2 separate regions of the Homo sapiens genome follow, and region 1 is linked to region 2. The links are chromatin contacts, found by Hi-C or POLR2A ChIA-PET in ENCODE. All regions are on one chromosome and are shown on one strand. Each heading gives the region's core, a stretch centred on a gene start or an enhancer-like site at or near the end of the contact. The rest is flanking DNA. Distances are from core to core; before and after follow the strand shown.

The links. A loop is a pair of places that touch in the nucleus more often than their neighbours do. ChIA-PET counts read pairs that join two places held with the same protein, here RNA polymerase II (POLR2A). Pooled maps may share reads with other maps.
Region 1: a map of PC-9 shows a loop between it and region 2 (2.9-fold over the local background). The contact joins two enhancer-like sites. A Hi-C loop is called at or near these places in 4 of 168 maps with a recorded cell type or tissue (PC-3, PC-9, aorta and 1 more) and 1 of 50 pooled maps. POLR2A ChIA-PET finds 5 or more read pairs at or near these places in 3 of 52 experiments (A673, HEK293T and PC-9).

Annotation. Positions count from the first base shown.
Region 1 is chr7:135,773,139-135,775,838 of GRCh38, forward strand. No RefSeq gene overlaps it. Among named protein-coding and RNA genes, the nearest start is that of FAM180A, 26 kb to the left of the region's middle. Within about 2 kb of position 1,278, at least 5 of the 41 ENCODE cell types and tissues checked have a DNase peak (open chromatin) inside an H3K27ac peak, as active enhancers do; they include PC-9, where a contact is called at or near this core.
Region 2 is chr7:135,713,410-135,716,109 of GRCh38, forward strand. The region is part of intron 2 of SLC13A4 (solute carrier family 13 member 4); the gene reads right to left. Among named protein-coding and RNA genes, the nearest start is that of SLC13A4, 13 kb to the right of the region's middle. RefSeq lists an enhancer at 1,196-2,062. Within about 2 kb of position 1,287, at least 5 of the 41 ENCODE cell types and tissues checked have a DNase peak (open chromatin) inside an H3K27ac peak, as active enhancers do; they include PC-9, where a contact is called at or near this core.

The sequences.
Region 1 (2,700 bases), core at 28-2,527, 60 kb after region 2:
TTCTTTGCTTTTTCTCTATCTCTTTATTGTCTGAGAACCATGATACTCAAAGTGTGGTCCCTGAACCAGCAGCACCAGCATCACCTGGGAAATTGTCAGAAATGCTGATTCTCGAACCTCTTGAATCAGAAACTCTAGGGTGTGGCTGGTAATCTGAATGTCTAACAAGCCCACCAGGTGAGTCTAATGATCACTCCAGTTGGAAAACCACTCTCTTTGAGACATATGACAGCAATAAGGCCCCCTACCAGCCCCCAAAATTTCAGAGTTGACACCTGTGTGATGGATGAGGTCTTATTTTTGAAAAGGAAAGAAATAGTAACTTTTAGGTACAACACCCCTCATCCACGCACACACAAAAGTACACACAAAGTGGAAGAATGCCTGGCTCCTCCCTCCTCCTCTGTTTACCATCTGTTAGCCATGCTTTGAGTTGTTTGAACAAGAGAATCAGTGTCAGAATAAACTTGCTTGTAGGGTGTCTGGAAGGCAGGTGCGGCCTGCCACTTCTAATGCAAGCTGAGAACAAACACGGCATACTGAGCCCAAATCGGCCTTCTGCTGCTAGAGACAGAGGTAGAATTTATGTTTTGCTGGGATGATACCCCCTAATGTGCTGCCTTACCTTGGGGCCTTAATTAGAAGCAGCAGTGGCCCTCGGGCCTGCTGAGCTTCTATTTGATGTGATTGCACAAAAGAGCTGAGATGGAAAACTAGAACTTTTGTTTTTTCACACATTCTAAAAAGCTTTTTCATAAAAGCCCCTTTCTTGTTTCTTGTTTGCTGTCACATGCACCAAGATAATTTAAAAAAGATTTATACAGGGTAAACAATTGGTAAAATCTGTCTTTCCCTTGTTTGTTCTAGTATTATCAGGTTCAATTTATTTTTTCTCTGCCCCACCTCCTCTTCCTCGCAAGGACCCTCCCATCTGCAGCCACCTCCCATTTATTTACCACTGCCTCCCTGTGGGTCCCTTTTCCTTTTCCTTGGGTCTTTCTAGAGCTATCCTAGTGTTTAGTGTTGAAAGCTTGAACGTTTAAAAAAATATTCAATACAAAAGTGAAAAATATCCACCTAAAATGTGGGTGTTTTAATTTCATAATTGCGCCCCTCTGAATTGACCTGATAAATGAAGCTAAAAAGCTGTGGAGATGTAATTGGCTTGCTTTATACCCATAGAAGCAATGGAGGACACACCACAGGCTGTTAGACACCAGCAGTAACCTGTATGAAATGCATAATAAGGAGCAGGAAAGAGATGTGACTATGTTCCTGGATCTACCACGTGTGTTGTGTAAATAAATTCATGATCTCAGCCCAGTGGCGTTCTTGGCTCAAAGCAAGTCCTAATTAACTGTCTACTGTGTGGCACTTCCTGCATAGCAGAGTAGCCTTACCCTTGGTTAACAGGAACCTCATAAGAACTGATGTTTTCTGACATATCAAGGGGGTCTTGCACCTGGACTTGTGGAGCTGTGTTAATCAGAAAGATAACTCTCGTTGTTCTCTGTCTTGACGTCTCTGGGCTTTCAAATTGTGGCTTATTCTTGTTTGTTTTTGAGGCAGAGTCTCACTCTATCCCCAAGGCTGGAGTGCAGTGGCACAATCTCGGCTCACTGCAACCTCTGCCTTCCGGGTACAAGTGATTCTTGTGCTTCAGCCTCCCGAGTAGCTGGGATTACAGGTGCGTGCTACCACGCCCGGCTAATTTTTTTGATTTTTAGTAGAGACAGGGTTTTGCCATGTTGGCCAGGCTGGTCTCGAACTCCTGGCCTCAAGTGATCTGCCCTCCTTGGCCTCCCAAAGTGCTGGGATTACAGGCATGAGCCACTGTACCCAGACTTGTTAGTTTTCAAAATTCACTTAACTTCCTTTAAGCATAAAAGGGAATTTATTGGAAGAGTCCTGGAGTATCACACAAAACCCAAGGCCAAGAACTACAGCCAGAGCTACGTGAAGGCCTGGAACCACGAAGTGAGTGCAAAACCTTCAAAAACCTATTCAAGAGGTTATTTCATCCTCACTTTTCTCTCTCTGACTCTCTCTCGCTTGGTCATCTGGACTCTGCTTCTTTTTCCATATTTGATCCCTGCTGCTTTTTCTCTGTAGATCAGCTTTCGCTTCCTTGGCATGAGCAGCGACAAACATGGTGGCCACAAAATGGTAGACTTTGCTGCCTAGTTTGATGGGGAGACTTGAGGATGTTCCAACACCCAATAGTTGGTGGATAAGCTGAGAAGACTGGGTTAGGAAAGTTGTGACATAGGCTGTGGCCAGGCCAGAGTCATGTGGTACCATTCCTGCTGTGGTTCATTTTAGCAGACAGGGATTTGGCTGTTAAGAAAAATTATCTCAGATTTGGACATAAGGCAAAAGGAGGGCCTTGTTTCTTTCAATGTCATGTTGGAGTGGTGTTTAATCCCTTCAGGGCTCTTTTTTATTTTATTTATTTTTTATTTTTTTGAGACTGCTGTTGCCCAGGCTGGAGTGCAGTGACGTGATCTCGGCTTACTGTAGCCTCCACCTCCTGGGTTCAAGTGATTCTCCTGCCTCAGCCTCCCGAGTAGCTGGGATTACAGGCGCCCACCATCACACCCAGCTAATTTTTTGTATTTTTAGTAGAGATGGGGTTTCTCCATGTTGGGCAGGCTAGTCTCGAACTCCTGACCTCAAGTGATCCGTCTGCCTTGGCCTCCT
Region 2 (2,700 bases), core at 37-2,536:
TTCAGATGAGTTACCTGCTATTGGACAAGCTAATGAACCTCTGTACCTCTGTCACCAATTTTTTAAGGGCCACAGTGATGCTACATAGCTAATTTAATCTGCTGTGACATGGGCTTTACACATAAGATAATGCAGGTGGGCTCTTATTTTTTTTTAATTATGTGTTTTTTATTTTATATATTTTTTGAGACAGAGTCTCACTCTGTTGCCCAGGCTGGAGTGTAGTAGCCTGATCTCGGCTCACTGCAACCTTGGCCTTACAGGTTTAAATGATTCTCCTGCCTCAGCCTTCCCGGTAGCTATGACTACAGGCACCCACCATTGTGTCCGGCTAATTTTGTATTTTCAGTAGAGACGGGGTTTCGCCATGTTGGCCAGGCTGGTCTTCAACGCCTGACCTTGTGATCCTCCCACCTTGGCCTCCCAAAGTGCTGGGATTACAGGTGTGAGCCACTGTGCCCAGCCTCATCTGAACAATTTTGCAGTGAAATTCTCTGAACCCTGGGAGCAGATACCTGGCCTGGCTCCCGCTCAGTGCTAAGCTAAGCCCTGCCAGGGCTGAAGCCCCACAGGACTCCATTCCAGTTAGTGTCCAAGCAGCACAGCCAAGCCAGCAGTGTCTCCTTTCCACCTTCCCTGGGGGCAGGAATGCTGTTTCTGCCGGGTAAGCCCCTAGCAGGGGCTCAGACACCCTTCTCATCACCTGATTTGCATTCCTGGTTCCATCTGTTTTATATATTGAGTCTTCTAAGATTTGGTTTAAAGAAAAGGTTTCATTGCTTAAAAAAACATTCTTTGCAAATCCTGCCCTAGAGAAGTCTAAAGTAGAGAGACCCAGATGGGTGCTGGCATGACCCAGAAGCTGGCCCAACTCCTGCATGACTGGAGACACTGATTCATAACCGCCACCACCCCTGCCCAGTTTCTTCTTTGGGACTGTATGAACTACCCAGATGGGGAAGCTGAGGCAAGGGTCTGGGCTCTGAGCCACGAGCCAAGGGGCTGCTGGTCAGGTGGTGGTTCACAGGGAGCTGCTCTTCCCCCCAGAAACATTAGCTTGGTCTCGAAAGGCTGCAAGGTCTGTAGGCTCCCACTGAAGGCCCAGTGTGGAGCTCAGCCCTGGGGCTGCGTCTGGGTGGCTGAGGGTGAGGGCAGCCTGGGGTTCAGGCAGGTGGCCAGCTGGATGTCCAGCCCACATGCCCACGGGCCCGCATGCAGAGGACCGGTCAGCCTCCATGGCGAGGAGAGATGGGAAAGGCAGAGCTGAGAGTGCTTTATGAAATGCCCCCAGGCTTACTCAAACAGAGAAAGTCAGGGTAACGAGTCAGAGGGCAGGAATCTGGCGGGTCAGAAAGATCAGGAGCCAGCAGGGAAGCGGATTGATGACAGCCGACTCCGGCGGCACCAGGCGGCAGCGGCTGCGGGTTATCCCAGCGGGCGCAGCCTGTACTCCTCTCCTGCCCCTGCGGGAGCTGGAAGCTGAGTGACACCAGCCCGAGGCCTGCAGCGCAGGGCCAGAGACCGCTGGCTGGGCCCAGGTGAGAGTGTGTGTGAGTGTGTATGTGAAAGTGTGTGTATGTGTGTGTATATGTGAGTGTGTATTTGTGTATATGTGAGTGTGAATGTGTGTGAGGGTATGAGTGTGTATGTGAATGTGTGTGTGTATGATGTGTGTGTATAAGTGTATGTGTGTGAGCGTGTATGAGTTTATGTGTGTATGCGTGTGTGAGAATGTGTGTATGAGTGTGTGAGAGTATATATGTGTATATGGGTATATAAGTGTGTATGAGTGTATGTGTGCATGAGTGTGTATATGTGAGTGTATGTGTGTATGTGTATGTGTATGAGTGTGGGCATGTGTATGAGTGTATGAGTGTGTGTGAGTGTACGTATATCTAAGCATGTGTATGTGTGTGAGTAAGTGTATGTATATGTGAGCGTGTGTATGAGTGTATGTGTATGAGTGTGTGAGTGTGTATGTGTGAACATGTGTGTATGAGTGTGTGTATGAGTGTGTGAGCGTGTGTATGAGTGTGTGAATGTGCATTAGTGCATATGAGTGTGTGTATGTGTATGTATGAGTGGGTGTGTAGGAGTGTGTATGTGAGTGTGTGAGTGTGTGCCAGTGTGTGTGCTGGGGAAAGGATAGAGACAAAGAGCACATGCAATTACTTCCTGAAGTACACCCTAACCCTGGGCCTCCTGGAGAGCTGTTTGTTCCCAATCCCCAATATCCAACCCATGCTTTCTACTTCACCGGAGAGCCCTGTGGTGCCCACCTCTATGCCATTCTCCTATAGACAGTAAATCTTAGTTAACTTGATTGACACAGGTATCATGCCCAGGCTATAAACTTTTGGAGCAACACATTAGAAGGGGCTTAGAGGACTTCAGAGGCAGATATAATGACGGTAAGTGAGAGTCACAATGGAGCCAAAATAAAAACAAACACACACAAACCTAAAATACAGGACTAATCAGCAGAGGAAGTAGCAGCTGGATGCTCACAAGATCATAGAGGGACCTTAGAGTCCAACCCATCTCCCAAGGCACAAAGTCTATGTCTAGTGTATCTGGCATGGTCATTTGGCTCAGACATCTAGGGACAGGAACACAAGGACCACACATGGCAACTCATGTCAGAGTTTTCCTTTATACAGAACGGGAAATTCCTTTATGGCACTCTGACTCTGGTTCTGG